Linked DNA regions of Homo sapiens: regions 1, 2 and 3 are each linked to region 4. Evidence: chromatin contacts called from ENCODE Hi-C or POLR2A ChIA-PET data. All regions are on one chromosome and are shown on one strand. Each heading gives the region's core, a stretch centred on a gene start or an enhancer-like site at or near the end of the contact. The rest is flanking DNA. Distances are from core to core; before and after follow the strand shown. Region 1 holds the start of ATG4C (autophagy related 4C cysteine peptidase). Region 2 holds the start of DOCK7-DT (DOCK7 divergent transcript). Region 3 holds the start of SRSF11 (serine and arginine rich splicing factor 11). Region 4 holds the start of SLC35D1 (solute carrier family 35 member D1).

The links. Hi-C counts contacts between places; a loop is a spot of excess contacts on that map. ChIA-PET counts read pairs that join two places held with the same protein, here RNA polymerase II (POLR2A). Pooled maps may share reads with other maps.
Region 1: a map of CD8-positive, alpha-beta T cell shows a loop between it and region 4 (11-fold over the local background). The contact joins the promoter of ATG4C here to the promoter of SLC35D1 in region 4. A Hi-C loop is called at or near these places in 2 of 168 maps with a recorded cell type or tissue (CD4-positive, alpha-beta memory T cell and CD8-positive, alpha-beta T cell) and 8 of 50 pooled maps.
Region 2: a map of endothelial cell of umbilical vein shows a loop between it and region 4 (18-fold over the local background). The contact joins the promoter of DOCK7-DT here to the promoter of SLC35D1 in region 4. A Hi-C loop is called at or near these places in 1 of 168 maps with a recorded cell type or tissue (endothelial cell of umbilical vein), 1 of 37 single-sample maps with no recorded cell type and 10 of 50 pooled maps.
Region 3: a loop to region 4 is called in a map of naive thymus-derived CD4-positive, alpha-beta T cell, with 5 times the contacts of the local background. The contact joins the promoter of SRSF11 here to the promoter of SLC35D1 in region 4. A Hi-C loop is called at or near these places in 1 of 168 maps with a recorded cell type or tissue (naive thymus-derived CD4-positive, alpha-beta T cell) and 9 of 50 pooled maps. POLR2A ChIA-PET finds 5 or more read pairs at or near these places in 1 of 52 experiments (CD4-positive, alpha-beta T cell).

Annotation. Positions count from the first base shown.
Region 1 is chr1:62,781,981-62,786,904 of GRCh38, forward strand. ATG4C (autophagy related 4C cysteine peptidase) reads left to right here and starts at 2,152. Exons shown (of 11, transcript NM_032852.4): 1 at 2,152-2,293. RefSeq lists enhancers at 1,853-1,902, 2,003-2,062, 2,183-2,362 and a silencer at 2,338-2,632.
Region 2 is chr1:62,686,492-62,691,908 of GRCh38, forward strand. DOCK7-DT (DOCK7 divergent transcript) reads left to right here and starts at 1,991. Exons shown (of 2, transcript NR_185999.1): 1 at 1,991-2,161. It overlaps DOCK7 (dedicator of cytokinesis 7), which reads right to left and starts at 1,895. Exons shown (of 50, transcript NM_001367561.1): 1 at 1,736-1,895. The coding sequence starts at 1,773. RefSeq lists a silencer at 1,248-1,997 and an enhancer at 3,007-3,301.
Region 3 is chr1:70,218,488-70,223,723 of GRCh38, forward strand. It overlaps SRSF11 (serine and arginine rich splicing factor 11), which reads left to right and starts at 2,893. Exons shown (of 12, transcript NM_001350605.2): 1 at 2,893-3,352. The coding sequence starts at 3,150. RefSeq lists an enhancer at 2,787-3,332 and a silencer at 3,228-3,277.
Region 4 is chr1:67,052,636-67,057,696 of GRCh38, forward strand. SLC35D1 (solute carrier family 35 member D1) reads right to left here and starts at 1,513. Exons shown (of 12, transcript NM_015139.3): 1 at 1,176-1,513; 2 at 321-354; 3 at 136-222. The coding sequence starts at 1,378. RefSeq lists silencers at 928-1,137, 1,428-1,617.

The DNA.
Region 1 (4,924 bases), core at 902-3,401, 4.3 Mb before region 4:
AATATTTACTTGCTAGCGCTGCATAATTTAACGCACTAGAGTTGGAAAGCAGTTTGTATGACAGCTGATGCCATGTCAGTGTTGCAGAATATAGTTTCCTCCTGTGATTTCTGTGTGAAGTTGTAAAAAGGAAAGGTACTCTACTCCTTTTTTTCTAACCAATTAAAATTTGTTGTGGCAAATCTACAGAAAACCCAAGTCTGTAGTATACACACAATTTACTTTTGTATATATAGTTATTTTAAGAATCCAAGCATTGTTTCTCATGGCCTGTTAATGCACAATACCAAAAATAAAATACATGCATTCTTGTAATCCAGGTCTTTATGAAAGTTACAAAAAGGCATCTAAACAGCTTGTTAGATGCATGCTCTCTCTCCTAAAAAAAATCAAAACAGAGTTTGGGGATTTCGAAACAGGAAACCACAAGCTATGGAATCATGCAAGAAAACTACTTTGCTCACTCTAATAAGTGTGCCATTTGTGATCTTATCATATCCTTTGTTTGTTGTTTTGTTATTTAGCTGTCCAAGTACATGAATAAAAAATAAATAGATCCAGCTACCTGTTTCTGTGAGAATAAAAAAAAATTTAAACCACCAAATCCACTAAAAAATTGAAAAAATTTCAAGTTTAATTTTGAACTTTTCAACTCTTCATTCTTGAAGGTTTTCATTCCCATGTGGTTTCATAGTCCGGTGGCATAGACTTCATATTTTATTTTTAGTTTTTAGTATAATTTCCTATGTAATTCAGAAGCATGTCTGGTAGTCCTTGCTCCAACAAAATCTGCGGTACTGTAAAACGGCATAGGATTACATTTTACAGTAACAGTATTTCTCTTGACATCATTTAGGAGTGAAGATAAAAATTTCCACTTATTTATTTATTTATTTATTTATTTTTACTTTTTTGAGACAGGGTCTTGCTCTGTCGCCCAGGCTGGAGTGCAGAGGCACAATCTTGGCTCACTGAAAACTCCGCCTCCCGAGTTCAAGCGATTCTCCCGCCTCAGCCTCCTGAGTAGTTGGGACTACAGGCGCGCGCCACCGCACCCGGCTAATTTTTTATATTTTTAGTAGAGACGGGATTTCACCATGTTGGCCAGGCTGGTCTGGAACTCCTGGGCTCAAGTGATCCGCCCGCCTCGGCCTCCCAAAATGCTGGGATTACAGGCGTCAGCCGCCGCGCCTGGCCAAAAATTTCCACGTTATAAAAAGCATCTTCGGACCGTCCTTTTTTCTTTCTTTCTTTTTCTTTTCCTTCTTTTTTTTTTTTTTTTCCCCACAAAGCCTCGCTCTGTCGCCCAGGCTGGAGTGCAGTGGCGCGATCTCTGCTCACTGCAACCTTTGCCTCCCGGGTTCAAGCAATTCTCCTGCCTCAGGCTCCCGAGTAGCTGGAATTACAGGCGCCCGCCGCCACGCCCGGCTAATTTTTTAATTTTTTAACAGAGACGGGCTTTCACCATGTTGGCCAGGTTGGTCTCGAACTCCCAACCTCAAGCGATCCACCCGCCTCGGCCTCCCAAAGTGCTGGGATTACAGACGCGAACCACCGCGCCCGACTGTCCTGTGTTTTAATGCTTGAAAATAATCTGAATATGGAAAATGAGTGCACATATCCCTTGATGTTTTATAAATAACCTACAGTCCTAATAATGGCTTGGCTTAGAGTTCCTTCACAACAGGAAAAGAAGGCATCCTGGCTTTTTTTTTTTTTTTTTTTTTAAATCAAAGTGAGGCTTGGGTTGGCTCTATCTTGGTCCTGAGTGCGAGGAAGGAGGGCCGCAATGCATGCTGGATCTTGCAGTTCCTACGCCAGAGGCAAGGGCGTGATGCTGCATGGCCTGCTGGTAGTTGAAGTCCAAGTGCTCGAGAGGAATTTATGGCAGCCGTAATGTGGTTTGTCTATCAGAGAGACAATGCTCACAGACGGATACTTTCTCTTGGTTCTGCGCTTGCTGCATTGGTGGATTAGCGGCTTGGGGTGGCGAACAGGTGGGAAAAAGGGATGGATAAAGTAAGCATAGCAGAGGCCTTTACGCCGCTGCTATCGCTACTGCCAATCGCAAGGCTTTCGTATCCCGGAAGTGGCTGATCTGTTGGATTTGACGCGGAGGCGGTTCCTCTTACTACGGTGGCCGGGGTGCTCAAAGTACCTGTAGCTGCGGCGCTGAGGTCGGAACGTCTGCGTGTGTGCGGGCTGGTTTTGTGGCGGCTGCTGCTAGAGCTGGAGCATTTGCCGGGTTGGTGGCTCCTGCACATTTTTACAGTTCTCCAGTCCTTCTCTTTCGGTGAGGGATCGGCTTGAGGCTAAAGGAGTCAAGAAGTTTGGGACTTAGCGTCTCTGGTCCCCGAATGACTGGGTTTCTTGCGGGGGTCCGCCTTCAGTGAAGACCCTGTGGCCAACCATCTGGGTTCTCTGAGGGTTTTGGCGCCTTCCTTGTCTCTCCTTTCTAGTGTCATTTGTCTTCTAACTCTTCCTCGCTTTGTCCTGGGTTGCAGAGATAAACCGTAAGCCTAACTGTGGGCAGCTGTTCCTCCTTTCCTTGTGGTTTTCTTAGATGTTGCAGGCAAGACTCTTTCCCCTGATCTATCGCATCCATTTGACCCCTCCTCATGCCAGTGCTCTGTCGGCCCTGTTTTTCCTCGTTTAAAAAATAAAAAAAGGGAAATAATAATAATAACTGGATCCCCACTGTCTCTCTGTTCTCATTCCTAGCCTCTTTCTCCCTTTTTGGTGTTTGTTACTGCTTCAAGCCATAACACACTGCCTTGCATATATTAATGCCTTTCCATCTAAATATTAACGTTCATTCACTTCATTTGGTTCCCGCTCACCGTGAACTCTCCCAACCCTACCCACATCTAAGGGCTTTTGAGGTTGGAGGTGTAGAATAAATTCTTACATATGATGACTATATTCATATATGAGAACCTTCAGCGGTCAACTCAGCATCACTGCTTATTGAGTTTATATTTCTTGTGATTTCTTTGGCTTACCTTTTCGTTTTGTATTGGTTATTTACCCACATGGGGCTCACTGCTACCCTATAGTTACAGAAGAATACCTCGTCTTACATCTTTTTATATCCGAATTACTTAGGAGTTTTCTTATGTTTTCCTGCTCGGACCATATGTCCCCGGTGGGTTTTTGGCAATGATTTTGTGTCAGTTGATGGCAGAAAGAGACAAGGGAATGATCTTCTTGCTTGCTTGTGACTTGTAATTAGATTATGAGCCATTGAGAATACCCAGAGGGAGTGGAAAGGCTTTGAAAGGTAAAGTCTATGTATTTTCTGAGTTTCAAATTGATAAAGCTTCTTCTTTGAACAGGAAGAGTTTCTATTTAGTCCAATAATCTGAGGCTATATTGAATTACCAGTTCATTCGCTATAAAATTTTTAGAACCACATGTCAAAAAGTGGCCCATCTAAAGAATTGTATAATTTAGCAAAAAGTCATTAAAAGCCATTTAATTAATGCTCTTTTTCTTTAAAATAGGATTCAAGTATTTGGAAAAATGTATTTATGGTGATTGGTTATGAAGTATTTCTAGATGTTTTGATGGTTCTGGTGAACAGCATCGTATTCTGTTCACTAATGTTTTATAAAAAGGCAGAAATTTTCTGGCTTTCTGGGGAACCACGTAACTCAAATGAGTTTGCAGCTCGTTTTCTATTCCAATTATTGCACTAAAGAGGTTCTTATACTAAGATTATCATTCTTTTTTAAGCTATCAAGTATGATCTATACATGTCAGTAAAATATAAATATTAATACTGGTACAATGTTAAATTGGGATTATTCCTAATTAATGCACAAAATGCTGAAATGGTTTCAGCCATGCTTAAGATTTGGGGCGAAATATATTTCAGAATAAATTTACTCATATAATTTTTTATTGAAAAAAATGATACGGTAGCCATTACTCAATCTTTTAATATTTTTCCTGAGATTTTATTCATTTAGTAGGAATTTAGTGACTACTTACTATTTAACTATTGTCACAAAATCACCAAAACATTTGTTTGTAAGAGTATCCTCTTGTCCTCAGCTCTGCATAGATACTTTTAAAGCATTAGCGCAGTTATTCCAACTAAGCTATTGAGTATTATTTACATTTAACAGATGAAAAAACTGAAGCTTGAAGAATTTAAGGAAATTAATTCAGTTCTTTTCGACTCTTCCCACTGTACAACAGCTGCAAGGATCTGTGCTCTATCCTGAAATATATAAAGAGCGTTAAATCAACATATGCTTACTGAGCAGCTATTCATACCAGACACTCTTCAAGGTGCTGGGGATATAGAGTGAACAAGAAAAGTCCCTGCTCTTAGGGAGCTTATACTCTAGCAGAATGTATGAGATGTAAACTTTCCCTTCAAGAAGCAGAAAATATAGTCAATATGTATTAGATTTTACGGGAGTGTTTTAGAATGTTAAAGGTGAGAAGAGAGATAACTAGGGAATGTTTCATGAAGATGAGATCTAATGTGGAATTTAAATAGTGGTTAGGGATTGGTAGGTAGAAATTAGGACCCTGTCTCAAAAAAAAAAAAAACAAGTGAAAATCTGTGATATAGAATAATTGGTGAGCCTTATAAAGCACTTTATTTTTATTTTTTGGACTATATATAAGTAAAATTGTAATATTTGACATGCATTCAATCATTTAGCATTTATTTATTAACTAGACACTCTTCTAGGCCACAGTGGTATAGTAGTGAGTAAATACGGTGTTTACCCTCATAGAATTTACTAACAGAGGAGGCAGACATAAATCAAATAGTCAAAGAAATTTAAAGTTACAACTGTGGTAAATGCTATTAAAAAAGGACTTGATGTTACACAGAGGAAGAACTGATTACAGAGGGGATAAGAGTGGGGATGGGGAGAGGCCAGTTAGAAGATTGTTGGAGTGG
Region 2 (5,417 bases), core at 741-3,240, 4.4 Mb before region 4:
ATAACATTTTTTAATGACATCATCATCAGAAGTAAGACCTAATTATTTTACAAAAAAAAAAAATTTCCTGTCATCATAACTCCCTGGGAGAAACTAATTACTACAAGTGTTTGATGACAGGTAGTATAGGCCCTGTACTATCCTACGCACATTACACAAATTATGCCACTTAATGTTCACAACAACACTATGAGCTGGGTCCTATTATTATTCTCATTTGCCAGACGAGGAAACGGAAATTTGGCCCAACAACTTGGCCAAAGTCCCAAGCTAGAAAATACCAATCAGGATTTGAACCCATGTCGGGGTCTGAGAGTAGAGCCCATGCTCTTAAACACTTGCTATTTTGCCCCTTCAGGAAAAAAAAAGTGCTAGAACGCTGGAAAGAAAGAAAAAAAAAAGCCTCTGCCTCGAAAGCAGCTAGGACGACAGGTGCAACACCACACCTGGCTAATTTTTTTGCAGAGATGGGGTGGGGGGGACTCGCTATGTTGCCCAGGCTGGTCTTGAACTCCTGGCCTCAAGCGATCCTCCTGCCTCGGCCTCCCAAACTGCTGGGATTACAGGCCTGAGCCACTGCATCCGGCCCAAAATTTTTAAAGAAATGTCAGCAAACTAAAAAGACTCAGAGCCACAGAACTACAACTGCCCCAAAACAAAAAAAGGTAATTTAATATGAATGCTTCTTTTCTTGGGACATCATAATTCACACAAATATGATTTTATTAAAACAAAAATGTCTACTGTCTCATACATAAGTATACTCCACAAAGAAATTCTACAAATATTAGAGTCCTCTGTCATTTAATTTTTATTTGGCGGGTGGGAGAAAGGTGGCAACCAACCACCACAAGTAGGTGAAAGGCTTTGAAACCTCCACCTCAATCACTTGCTTTACTTCAAGACTGCAATCACTTGCTTTACTTCAAGACTGCTAACATATAAAAGGATGTCAGTGTATAAAGAACACTGCCTATCATCCATCTTCTCGGGTGCTCTGAGAAACACAGGCGCACAGTTAAATTCACAGGCGAACTCAGAACAAGCTTCAGCCTGCAATCCGTCAGGGATTCGGCAGCTGCACACCGAAGGTGCAGCCCGCAGCTCTCAACTTTTCATTCTGTCCACACGTTTTCAATCCTGGACGCACAAGTCCACTTTGAACCTGGCCCGAGGGTGCAAAGAGGGTTCCTGTCAGATTTCTCAGGAAGAGAGAGACGCGTGAAGGAGGGGCGGCCTCCCACCCGCCCCGAGCCGCCGCGCGTTTCTCCTTTTGTTGGGGTGGAGGAGGGCGGACCCCGCACCCTCTAGGGGCCAAGAGGGGTGGGCGGAGAGACGGGAGGGGGCGAAACGCCGCGGCGGCCCCCGACGAGCCCGGGGGTGGGAACACAAAGAATTTGGGAAGCGGCCGACCGCCCTTCCATAAACCTCCGCAGAAGTCCAGGCCCGGGCCGCCGAGGAGCAGGAGGAGGCGGGCGCGCTGGAGTCCGCGGCCCTCTCCGCTCCCTGCCGAGGCTCAGCGGCGGGCGCGGGCTGAAGGCCGGGGTTCGAGGGCGGCGCGAGGCCTCCGCTACCCCCTCAGCCACCCCGAACCCCTTCCGCCCCGCCGCGAGCCAGGCCGCGGGATCCCGGTGCCGGCCCCGCCACACCCACCCGCCTCCTAGGCCAGGCCTGGGAGGACTCCGCGGCTCTTTCTCGGGCGGCGGCGGCGGCGCGCCCCACGCCGGATATTTACCTGCTGATCTTCTGGGCGAAGGCGCGGCGCTCGGCCATGGCTGCTGCGGCGACGGCGACGGCGGCGGCGGCTGCGGCGGGCCGGGTGCGGACCGGCGGGCGCGTGCCTCCTCGCTCGTGCTCCCTCCCTCGCGGCCTCCGCCAGTCCGGGCTCCGGACCTGGGAGGCTGGGGCTGGCGGCCGGAGCCAGGAACGAGCCCTGCCGTAATGTTCCTTAGAGGCGCGCAACGAGAAACCGCTCCTCCCCCAGCGCGTCAATCCCGGCGGGAACCCCGGCTGCGGAAGGCGGCTGCGGCCGGCGGGAGCCGAGGGGAAGAATGGAGCGCTGAGGAAGCGAGGCGCCAGCCCCAGCCGCTTCGCTGCCGCGGAGCCTGCACGACCGAGAGGTCGCGGAGAGAAGCCAGAGACAGGCCAGCGACCTGGCGAGGCAAGAAAATAAGATAACCGAACGCGTAGGGGGAGCTTGGCTTTCCCGAAATGGAAGGGAAGGAAATGAAAGGTGGGCTTTGCCGAGGGGGCTGTGCTTTAACCAAAGCCCTGGATGACTGGGTTCATGTTTCTGCAGCACCGGTCTCCGAGCTTTTTAAAGCACTTGGGTTTCTGCTTCGGCCTCATGAATGCAGCCTAACTGGAGAAACAGTGGTTTTTCTTATAGAGAAAGAGCCAGAAAATACCTTGCTCCTGCAGCGATAACAATAGTAATAGTTGACTTCTGGTGCTTAGCCAGCCACTGGATTAAAGTTTTTCAAGCACGAGCGCTTTGAAGTAGATCGTTACTATCACTATTTTAGAGGGAAGGAAATTGGCTTGGAAAAGCTAAGTGACTGGCCCCAGGTCGCACAGATGGTAAACTCTTCCACTGAGACTCAAACCCAGAGCCGGTTCTTTTCTTTGAGGACAGTTGTTTCCGTATTATTAACCCCTTTTGGATCTCTCTCTGTCTCTCATACATACATATATATATATATATATATATATATATATATATATATATATATATATATAAAATCCAGGTGAGCTCTAACGTTCACCCCCATTTTGATGTTCTGTTAAATAAGCTCTGTGTTGACCACTGAAACTGACCTTGTCCATAATAGCCTATAAAACAGAGACTAGCAGAGATTTGTTTTCATCTGTTCTGTTGTAATCCCATAATGTCTAGAATATTTGGCTCCTAATGCATATCTGTTGATACTGAAATTATGGTGACACTAAGAAAAATATCTTGGTTTCTTGTAGTACCTTTCCTCTTAAGTATTGCAAGAACTTAAAATGTGTATTTATTTATTGTTATTATTATATTCTCAGTATGTCCTGGTGGAATATGTTGGATACCTGTTTTCCTCTCTTTTACCATTGGAAAATCTGTAGCTTGGAGCCATTAGGTCACTTGCCAGAGTCACACACTGAGTCAGAGGTGAAAGCCTCAATTAGTCAGATCCATAACTTCCTGTCTAGTGCTGTAACTTCTGTGGAAGACTGTGTATTTATATAACAATGCTCATTGCAGTAACACACTGCTTTTATTTATTGATTTATTTATTTTAGACAGAATCCCCCTGTGTTGCTCAAGCATGGAATGCATAGGGCACTGCAGCCTAAAACTCCTAGGCTCAAGCAATCCTCTTGCCTCAGCCTCTGGAGGAGTAGCTAGTACCACAGGCTCTTGCCAAGGCGCCCTCCAGTAACACACTGTTTTCAGATGCTTGTTTACTAAAGGAAAAGATAGTCTATTCAAAGAGGACAGATATTTGGCTTCTACCTAAGTATAGAGCCCACCTAGGTGTTCTAAAAAACACGAAGGTGAACTAGACACAGACCTGCTCTCAGAATGTTTGAGTCCATTGGGAAAGATGAACCAGGTACTCACAGACTGTAAGTCAAGGCTATCACTGTACCTGGCTTTTAAGACCCTCTGTGATAGGAACCCAGACTTATTTTGCCACTTTCTTACTCTGTAACCTTAGGCAAGCTACTTAACTTCATCTCTAAAAGGAGGAAAATAATTATATCTACTTGAAAGGGTGTTGTGAAGATTTATTGAATTGATTAATATAAAGTTCTTAGAACAGGGCCTGGTTCATGGTAAGTACGATGTGTGTCAGCTGTTGTTATTATTATCACTGTTACTGTCATTATTCATCCTATACTTAAGCTTGTCCTGGGTGTTTGATAGTCCCTGAATTGGTTGTCTGCTCTCATACTCCCAGCCAGATGTTGCATGCCTTTATCTCTGTTCTCCAAACATCTTTTCACTACTCTCTTAGAGAACTGGCCACATTTTGCTTTGAATAGTTCTTTGTATACATGACTCACTAGTTGCCAAAGTGTCTGAAAGGACTTTGCATGTACTCTGCAGCTTACTGGAAACATTTAGAGCAGGAAGAGGACAAGCAGGATCACGCTGTAAGCAGGGTAATTCAGAGTCTGGGGAACACTCTAAGCAGGAAGGGTGACCCCCTACCTCTGGGGAAGAGCTGGCAGTCACAGACCAAGTCATGTTGGCTGGTATCCCTGCCCCACAGGGTTTCAATGTCAGGAAAAGATATGGAACGCAGCAATGGGAGTGACAGTGGAATTGCTTCAGCTGACTAGCATCCATGCTCCCTATACCACCCCCTACACACACACACACACACACACACACACACACACACACACAGGTGTCAATCCACTATACTTCTGGGGAGCTCACTCCACCACCCTCAGTTTCAAGGGTCTTTTGACCTGGGCCTCACCAAGCAAAGCAGCACACTCCTCTGGCTTCTGTAACTGATTTAGGGATAGGCTCATGAATCAAACCAAGACAATCGGGCCCAACCAGAATTAGAAATTGCATTTGGTATACCAGGGCACTCCATCTAAAGAAGGCCTACCTGAGAATGAAGCCAAGCACAGCAGAGAGGAGAGCAAAAATATTGAAAAAGACAAGTTCCTTAGAATATAGCATGACTTGAGCCTTGGACTTTGCAGTTACATGAGCTAAAAATGTGCTGGAATTTTTTTGGGGGTGTGGCTGGTTTTTCATTAGGTTTGCTTTCATTAGCAGTTCAAAGTCTTACCTGATACAGGACTTCATTCAGTTAACTAACATTCATTAAGTACTATACTAGACCCTGGAAATATAGTGGTAAATAGCGCAGTATTTCTGTCCTCAAAGAGTTTAGGGTCTGGTAGAAGAGAAAAGTAAGTAAATAGTAAGTTACATGCTGAGACAGGAAAAATTAAGGAAGCTATTGGAGTGCATATAAATTCTTGATAGCACCAGTTCTCAAATATGAGGTGTTAAAAACTGGATGGAATTTAACCCTGTCCTTAGCCCTGTTATATAACCTAGGAGAAAGGCTGGCTGCAACTCCGGGAGCATGAGTAGCCCAATTCAGAATTCAGGGCCCAAGCTCCCCACTGATGGAAAGATACAAAGAAACTACTTGCCAGAAGCCAGGACCAATTTGGCAGAGTCTACTCAAAACAGTGAGTTTTAGGTAAGAAAGCCTCAGAACAGTTTTCATTAGACATACCAGTGTACTAAGTCCCTCAAGCAGAAAACTTAGGGATATGACAGAAAAAAAAAAGTAAAGAGAAAAGAAGGTGGGAAAATTATGAGTTTTGCATTCTACCCTTTATTGAACTTGGGTCTACCCGCTTTAATGTAGCACCAAGGAGGATTGTGGAGGGGTCTG
Region 3 (5,236 bases), core at 1,643-4,142, 3.2 Mb after region 4:
ACTACCTTTTTCTTTGGTTTGAATTTGTAGTTTTAATTATGAAATGTGTCAAACATACAGAAAAATGTAGAGTCATATAAAAGATTTATGTGTACCCATCACAGAGAATAAATAAGTGTTAACATTTCAGGAAAAAAAGAAAAAGGCATGAACCCTGACCTTCTGTTATTTGTCCTTTTATCATCAAATATTTTAGCATGCGTGGCATATAGTAGGCACTCACAATAAATGTTAAACTATTAAGTATCTGTAACTGGCAGTTACATATGTCTGATTCAAAATGAGAAAATTAATTACCATTCTTTGTATTCACAGATACTTATTTATGAGTGACGTGCAGTTAGTTATACAATCAGCCTCCATAACCATGTGTTCCACATACTTGGGTTTAACCAACCCCCATCAAAAATATTCAAAAAATAAAAAATAATGACATTAAAAATAAAAGGTTTTAGAAATACAGTATAAAAGCTATTTACATAGCATTTACATTGTATTCAGTATTAAAGTTGAGTATCCCTAATCCAAACCAAAATCCAAAATGCTCCAAAATCTGAAACTTTCTGAGCACTAACTGGCACAAGGTAAATGCTCATTGGAGCATTTCAGATTTTAAATGTTAGGATTAGGGATGCTAAATCAGTGAATATAATGCAGATATTCCAAAATCTTTTTTAAAAATCCAAAATCCAAAACACTTATGGTCCCAAGCATTTTAGATAAGGGTTACTCAAGAGTATGAGGGTATGTGCTTACATTATATGCAAATACAGTTGTACCAGTCCTGAGGTGAGTATTCATGGGGAATTGATACCAGGACCCCAGAGGATATCAAAATACACAGATGCTCAAATTCTTTATGTAAAATAGGATAGCGTTTGTATATAATCTGTGCACATCCTCCCAAATATTTTAAATCATCTCTATACTAATAATAATACAATGTAAATGCTGTGTAAATAGTTGTTAGACAAGAAATAAAAAGTCTGTACATGTTTAGACCATCAATTTTTTTCCAAATATTTTCAGTCCCAGGTTGGTTGAATCCACATACATGGAACCCATGGATACAGATCAAATGCTTTATTACACAACACCATTTTACATAGGGGATTTGAGCATCCTCTGGTTCTGGTATTTGTGGGAGGGTCCTGGAACCAATCCCCCACAGATACTGAGGGACAGCTATATGCTTTTCTTTAAAATTCTGAAAAGTCTTGGCTCTAGCTAATGTTAGTTGATTTCTATGAAGGCCATAATTTGTAATTTTGCTGAGGCTCACATTCAGTCAACCCATCCATTTTCTGTATAAGCACTAGTGAAAGTCACTTAGCCAGTTGGCTCTACACCCAAATCTCAATAACCTTGTGCTCTAATCTCTCACATATTGCATCTTGACTGCATTGTGCCAAGAGGTATTCACTAATGTAGATACTCTGTAAGGCTTCAAGTTTGTTTGTTTGTTTTTACCTCCAAAACATCTAAAACTTTTACCTCTAAAAACATTCAAGGTCAAGTGAATTATTTAGTGAACTGTCTTAAATGCCATTGTCATTAAGGTATATTTGTGCGTGTGTCCAGCACATTCATTGGGACTGACTGTGTGACAGACATTGTGCCAGGTTCTGGACTGACCCAGGAAGCTCACAACTTTGAGTGATACATGTCAATAATAAATACATGTATCTTCTGTTACTTAGCAGAAAAGAGGAAGCCCTAACAGCTTGCAGAAGTCATAGCAGTGAGGGAAGGAATGCTCTACAGAAGATGACAGATAAGATGAGTGATGTTATTAATAACTTGTGTATCGGCACAGAGACATTATGGTTTTTGTCATGTTTGGGGCACTACAAGTCACTGGACTACACACTGGATGCAGTTGAGAGAATAGTTCAGATGAGGTTGAAAACAAAAGCAAGGATTTTTTTAATAGTCAAAAGCTTCAAAATTATTTTAAGCAAGAATATGTATGTGAAACAAGTTTTTCTTGAGAAATTGCAGTATTTTCTTTAGAAATATATACTTGAATATATTTAAGTACTATAAACTGTGTTTCCAAAGTCAGCTATTGTGGAATTGGCTGGGTGCAGTGGCTCACGCGCCTGTAATCCCAGAACTTTGGGAGGCCAAGGCGGGTGGATCACCAGAGGTCAGGAGTTGGAGACCAGCCTGGCCAACATGGTGAAACCCCATGTCTACTAAAAATACAAAACTTAGCCTGGCGTCGTGGCAGGCGCCTGTAATCCCAGCTACTCCCGAGGCCTAGGTAGGAGAATGGCTTGAACAGGGGAAGTGGAGGTTGCAGCGAGCCAAGATGGTGCCACTGCACTCCAGCCTGGGCGACAGGGCGACTCTGTCTCAAAAAAAAAAGTCATCCATTGTGAATGAATGTACAAAACGCTTATTAATAAGTGTAATATTAAAATATATCTTTTCTGAAAGTTTTAGTGACAAAACAAATTAGTTACAGATTTAATGTTACCAAAATTCATGTACATTGAAAATTTCGGGACATTTTATACTGGTGGTGGTGGGGTGGCATCTTAGCTTGGGTTTAAATATCATTAGTAATCGGATAGCTCTGTAGATGATTATCAGTATATAAAGACATCGTGAGCAGTATTTAATAAGAAGAGTTGCTGAAGTGACTTTTGCAGGAGGATGAATGCTTTTTTTAAAAAAAAAGTTTATACGTGCCTCTTCGCTCTTCCAAAAAAAAAAGAGAGAAGAAAAAGAAGAATAAAACGAGAGACGAAGGTGGATAACACCTTTCTCTAGACCCCGGTGCCTCTCATTTCTCGGGCTGCAGGCGACGGCTGCTGGGCCTGCGCGGGGTGGAGCCGACGCTGACGCGCCCTGCGCCGCAAAGCATTGTGGGAGCTCGGGCCCGCTAGTGTCGTGGTTGGAGGCGAGGTGGGGCGGCCGTTTGTTTTCTCGTGGTCTCGAGCTCGCGCGCTCTCATCCCCTCCCCCGCGGCGTGCGGCGGGGCGGAGAAACGGCGGCGGCGGCGGCGGCATCGGCAGCAGTAGCAGAGGCTGTAGCATCGGACACCCTCCTCTCTCCCGCAATCCGGTTCCTCTTCCCCCTCCTTCTCACTGTTTGTTGTGTGTTTGATGTGTTAAAGCAGGAGCGAGAACCCGAGCAGCGCCATGAGCAACACTACCGTCGTCCCCAGCACTGCAGGTCCGGGCCCCAGCGGCGGGCCCGGTGGCGGAGGTGGTGGTGGCGGCGGAGGCGGCGGCACCGAGGTAATCCAGGTGACTAATGTCTCCCCGAGCGCTAGCTCTGAGCAGATGCGGACTCTCTTCGGTTTCCTAGGCAAGATCGACGAACTGCGCCTCTTCCCGCCGGAGTGAGTATCGTCCACCATCACTGTTCCTGCTAACGCCGCCTCAGCCTGGGCCTAACACACACAATTTCCTTAGGCCCCTGTCGCTGCTTCCCCGGGCCAGGCTGCTTGAGTGGCTGGTGGCTGGTGGATTTACTTAAGACGGTTGTGTTCCAGGCCTACAAAAAAATGCAGAGAGGCAGGGCCAGGGCTTTTTGGAATTAGGAAACACTGGCTGTTATTCTCGGGAAATTTTTTTTTTCCGCCTTAAATTGTGCCAACGTGGTCGTTTGGCTTTGGGGACTTAACGCAAGACTAACCGCAGTCTGTACGTCGTATATAGGTTAAATCCCTTTTTTAAAAAACTGAGTATTTGTTCTTTGCGTTCTTGGAAGAAAGGTAACAAAATTATTCATGCCTGTGTTAATTTGGTGTTAAACTTTGTAGGTTGTTCACTTATTGTTATTGCTGTTATGTGGTTCTGGCCCAGCAATATAATTCAAAGATCATATTCTTTTTGACAGACGCTTAGTTTAGTGTGAGCCTGATTACTTAATTTGTATAATGTCAAAAAACGGGTTATAAACCAGAGATTTTCCTTTGTTTGAATAATATACAGATTTGTGATATTTCACAGTTGTTCTTGAGAAGGATTTTTATAAATGTTGAAATTTGAATTAGAGTGTATGACTTTTTATCCTTTTTGTCTCACTTTTATTTTGAAAATTATTTCTATCGCAAGAATATTAAGTGGATGAATTGTAAAGAAAAAATAGTTCAAAGAAGCTAAGAAGTAAGATAAAGTGTACTACTAAAACAGACAATTGGAATAATAATAATAGTCTTGTGCTTTTTGGAAGACTTATTGGTGGAGAAGTGACAATTCAAATGTCATTATCAGTAAATATCATATATTGAGAATTTTATGATGTCACTTAAATACTAAACAGGAAATTGGAATCCTCTAAGAATCTACTGTTATGGTACGTGTAACCATTAACTTTCTGCTCAATAAAATAATTGACAAAAGTTTATCATAATGAGATATTTGTTAAGTATTAGCATATTTCATCACTTTCCACTTAAAATACTTTCACAAGATTATTGGTGTTTTCAAATTGGTATGTTTCTAATTTTTAGGGAAATGTACATGTGGAGAGAGGATTTACTTAGTTTGCATGACGTGGAGTTCTGGGAACAAACACGTAAATCTTTATTCCTGTTATTTTGACAGATACTTGATTTGGTAATGAAAGACAAATAGCTTTCATAACATGAACATACAAAAATAGATGCTTTGCTGTTGTTCAGTTTTCTCAAGACTTACTGTTTTAAGCTTGTAAAATTAATGAACAGTAAAATAGCAGAAAATAGTGATACATTGGATGATTTTAATAGTTTTATTAGTGAGATATTTGAGGTATTCGAATTACTACAATTCTTTCCAATCCTACAAGTTAAAAATTTTGTTATGGTTGCTGACTTTTAAATGCTGTTTATTCTCTGAAGGCAGTTTTATGATGCATTTAGAAAAAAGGTAAGAGAGATGTAGGCATTATACTGGTTCATCTTTTACCTAATGCATGACCAGTATACTAGAGGAAGTTGTGATGGACCAGAGTCTTTTTGTTTTGTAATCAAATGAATAGTTCCTTCATAACCAGGACAGCTAGTGTGTGCTTGAGAATGTCTCCCTCAACTATATGATCTGGGATATTCTGCATTAAAAGGACTCCCTTCCCAGTATTGGGAGAAAGAGAGATAAATTGACACATTTTTACTCTGACTCCTTCATTTATCTTCCCACATACAAGATCATTTTGTCTTTTAAAATGTACAAGGTTACAATAAGTTAAATGTTATTAGTGGCCTTCTACATTTGATCAGTAATGTAGATGGCTACTTTTA
Region 4 (5,061 bases), core at 263-2,762:
CTTTACATTCATTATAACCACTCTAGACTGGGCAATTTTGAGGCTGCAATTTTTAAATACGCAAGGCACTGATAAAATATGTTAATACATACTGACTTCATTTCACAAAATAAAGTATCGCTTTTCTTCTTTTACCTTTCGAGGTACATTTCTGTCAAGGTCAGGAAACTTGACTACTCTGAGCGCCTTTCCCACCCAGAGAACTGCCACTGTGGCCACCATCTGTAAACAAGAGAACACAGATTCACTGTTCTACACATAAAGACACACACAGAAGTTCTAACAACATAAACCACGTAATGGTGAGGATTCCAACTAACCTGGCCAAGTCCAACACATAGTGAGGAGGGAAATCTACAAAAAGGGCAAAGAAAAAAACAAGATCAGAACAAACCTAACTTAGCTCCGTGAATTCAATTTGCACATCGGCAACGTTAATAAGGCATTCCGATACAAGCCACATCAACGTCCGCCCCTAAATCAAACAAAAATCTTGGGAGAAAACTCTCTGCCTGTTGGTTGTCAGTCCACCCCGCTGATGTAGCCTCGGGCGGCCGCTTGTCCCATCTTGTCCGAGTCTACAGTTTCAGTCCGCTGCCTGCAAAGGATTTCTCAAGGCAGTGCAGATACAGATCTCTGCAACGATTTCACACACCTTAAAAAAAAAAACAACCAACTTCTGCCTCTGGGTCCCAGTGTTAGCAAGGGAATAATTGTCTGCTGGGTTGAGGATGCGTACGTCCCCAGAGGCTGTCAGCGGGTGCAGGGGACACTGAAGCCCCGGCCCCCTGTCCAGGCTGCGGAGGAGGGAGGCTTCCCTCGCTCTCCTCCCTGATCGACAGGCATAACGGCTCAAAAGTCACCAAGCAAATCACTTTGCTCCATCTCTCTGAAGGGCAGGGTTTTCGGGGCGGTGCGCCCAGGGCATGGCAGGCGAGCCCCAAATGTGCCGGGCCGGCCGGAGCTCCGCGCAGGGAGCGGACCCCTGCCACAGGCCCGCTCGCCAGGCCGGCTCCGCTGCCCGGGCCGCGCGCGTCAGCCGCCCGCCCTCCCCAGCTCCCGCCCAACTTTGTTCGGCTTTAACTTTGGCAGTCAAAGTCCAGGGAGCCGGCGCCGCGCCGCCGCCGCCGCCCGCTCCTCCTCCGCGGCCTGGGCCGCCGCCGCCTCGGCCCTACCTGTAATTGGTGAGCACGCTCTTATTCACCACCACGATCAGGAAGGAGCTCACGCCGTAAAAGCCGGCGGCCAGCAGCTTCAGAAACACGGTCAGCGTTTCGGCCGACGCCATCCCCAGCTCCTCCTCATCTCGGAGTGTGGAGGATTTCGCGGGGGCTTCTCCTTTAACCCGAGCATGCTGACGTCTATGAACTTCCGCCATGGCTGCCGCAGCAGCGGTGGCCTGGCGGCGGGGCCTAGCGGCTCGGGGGCCTGCAGCGGCAGCTCCCAGGGGACTCCAGGAGTTGGGGACCGCAGACTAGGCCAGCTGCGCGCTCGCCGCCTCGACTCCCCGCTTGGCCGCCGCCTGTCCCCGCCCAGGGGCAGGGACGCCGGGGTTCACACCCCTGGAGACTTTGCTCGGGCATTGTGCAACGCGGGGTCAGAGAGTAGGGCCGCGCCGGGCTTAGCCTGGGCAGGGGTTGGAGAGAGCCTGGAGAAGGGGCAGTGGCGACCCCCCTGCCCGAGGCGGATAAGGAGAAGCCAGGGGAACTACATCGAGACACCAGAGCGCCGGGCGACAAACCACAGACTCCGGGTGACAGTCGCCCTGCGCCTGCGCACGAGCACGCGCTGGGTCTCTCCGCGGGGCGCGTACCTGGGGCGTGGGGAGTCTGGTGGCAGAGGGGCTGGAAGGCCGTATTCTCCGGATAACTGCCGCAACTAAGTGCAGACCCTCCTCCCCTCTGTTACAGGTGGCCGGCCAAGTAGTTACAGTACACTGCGTCTAGACTAATTCTGAATGCTCTTTTAGTCTCTCTTGCAGGGGGTAAAAACCCTTCAAAAGTATCAGATGTGGATCAACAGTAAACACTCAACGAAAATTTCATTCCGCAATGCCTCAGGCTTCTTACATTTTCTGAACCCAGAAAACACCAAACAATACTTTTCAGATTGAGAAGTTTCGTTTGTTTGTTTTAAGAAAAATGTTGACATATCCCAAAAAGTAGCAAGATAAGCAGCTTGGGGATTGGGGAAAGCACAAGGTGTTTGGAGCCTAAAAGACTTGATTTCCAATTGTAGGATTCCTAGAAATGACGACCCCCCCCCCCCCCACCAACACACTCACTCCTTATTGTGTGTCTTGGACCAATTAGATGACCTCCCTGAACCTGATCTCTGTGGATGTGTAGCTAGCAAAGAGCTAGTTTTCGGTAAATGGTAGTCATTATTGTATAACAGAAGCAAATCATTATGATCGGTTTAAGCAAAGAAATTACGTATTGAACTTTAATAGATTAGGAAAGAAGAACTTTGAATTATTTTTCTAAGTGCTTGGTCTGTATCTTTTTAAATTTCTTTTTTTTTTTTTTCTTATTTTTATATTTTGGTAAACCAGGTATAGTGGTTCACACCTGTAATACCAGCACTTTGGGAGCAGGTGGAATGCCTGAGCCCGGGAGTTTGAGACCATGCTGGGCAACAAAGTGAGACCCTCTCTCTACAAGAAAATAAAAAAATTAGCCAGATGTGGTGGCGCACGCCTGTGGTCCCAGCTACTCAGGAGGCTGAGGTGGGAGGATGGCTTGAGCCCAGGAGGTCAAGGCTGCAATGAGCTATGATCATACTACTGCACTCCAGCCTGGGCAACAGCACAAGACCATCTTAAAGAAAGAAATAAATTGTGGCAAAATATACAAAGTATAAAATTTATCATTTTAACCCTTTTTGAGTATGCAATTGCATGGCATTAACTGCATTCACATCGTTTTGCAGCCATCATCACTAATCCATCTTTAGAACTTTTTCACCATCCCAAAGTGAAACTCTTTCCCCTTTAAACAATCACTCCCTGTTTCCCTACTTCCTTCCCTCTCTGCTGTTAACCAGTGTTCTACTTTCTGTCTCTGTGAATTTGACTACTCTAGGTACCTCATATAAGTGGAATCATGTAGTATTTGTCCTTTCGTGATGAACTTACTTCATTAACGTAATGTCTTCAAGGTTCAGCCACGTTGTAGCATATGTTAGAATGTCCTCCCTTTTTAAGGCTGAATAATATTAAATTATATGTGTATAATTGGTTTATATCTTTTGAGTTACTTTGAGAACACCTATGTTCTTCAAGTGTTTCTTAAAAAACTGGTACACAGGATGAGGTTCTTAACATAGCCTACAAGGTCCTAGATAATGTGGTTCCTACCCACATCTCCAGAGGCACTATTCACGTTTCCCTCCCCTAAGGTGCAGATAAATCAACAATGTGGGTTCCGGCTTCTGTGTCTTTACTCCCATTATTCCCTCCATCTGGGCTGCTTTTTCTCTTCCTCCTCTCACCCAGCTCCTGAAAAACTCTTACATTTCCTTCCGTATTTTGGCAGAACATTACCTCTTCTCTGGGCAGCCTTCACACTGCCCCCCACTTCCCTCTACATAATTGATCTCTCTCCTTTGTGCCTCTCCTACCGCATCTTTATATACCCCCTTTATAGAGTGTCCATCTGCTGCTGCTGCTATAACAAAATACCTGAGACTGGATAACATATAAAAAATAGAAATTTATTTTCTCACACTTCTGGAGGCTGAGAAGTCCAAGATCAAGGTGCCACCTTAACCACTGCATCCTCTGAAGGGGAAGAACACCATGTCCTCACATGGCAGAAGGGACAGAAGGTCAGAAAGGGACAAACACTGTGTGAAACCTCTCTCATAAGGCATGAATCCTACTCACAAAGGCAGAGCCCTCATGACTTAGTCACCTCCTAAAGGGCCTGCCTCTTAATAATATCACATTGGTGATTAAGTTTCAACATATGAATTTTGGAGGACACATACAGACCGTAGCAAAGGGGCTCTGCATTACATGTTTACATATCACTCTCTTCCACTAGACAGTTGCTTCTTGAGGACAGTGGCAGGCAAGGGTGCCTAACACAGTTTAGATATTTTAGTTGATTGAATCAATGGAAACAAGGAAAATGATTAAATTTCTTCCTTGACTGCTAGCTTCAAAAGGAAAAATAACTAAAACATTGTATTTTAAGAAACATCCTTGCAGAAAAAATATTATAGAAGTAACAATGACCCTCATAATAAAAAGCAAATATATACATATATACACATTTTTACACATTTTAAAAAACATACCTGGAATAGAACCAGAGAAGAACACTAATCCTCAAGCCACACACTGCTGCTGACACTTAGTAGTTTTGTGACCTTGGGCAAATTACTAGACATCACTGTGCTTCAATTTCCTCACCTGTAAAATGGGGATAACAATAGTACCCACCTCATAGAGTTACAATGAGAATTAAATGAGTTAATGAATGTAAAGTGCTTAGAACATAATATGAGTGTTTATTACAATTACTGTTATCACTAGTATTATTAGGCAGTCTTCCTCTTTTCACTTACTATTCCTTGATGGTCTTTCTGTGGCAACGCTTAAACTTAACCTCATTCTTTTCAAAGGCTTCAGAGTATTCCATTAGTTGGATGCATCATCATGTAACCCTATAGACATTTAAGTTATTGCCATTTTTCAGTGTACAAACAATGCTTGTCCATTCAACTTTGTGCAAGTATAAATTTCTAGAAGTAGAATTGCTTAGTTAAGGCTACTTTTTAATAAAAAAATTAATAGAATTGAGGAAATTCCAAATTAACAACCTCCAAAGAGTTTATACTCATTTTTTATTCCTGCTAACACGGTATGAAAATGAAACCCTCTTTTATAAAGTCAAGAGGGCAGCAATGGAGAACAATGGAAGAGGTGAGATAATATTTCAAGTTCTACCCTGTGGAAGTATGAAATGCCAGGTACAAATTTTCAAAATCATAAGTTATGATTACAGAAAATAAAAATAAGAGTGCTGATCCAGGCAACTACTGTTTTTCTCAGCA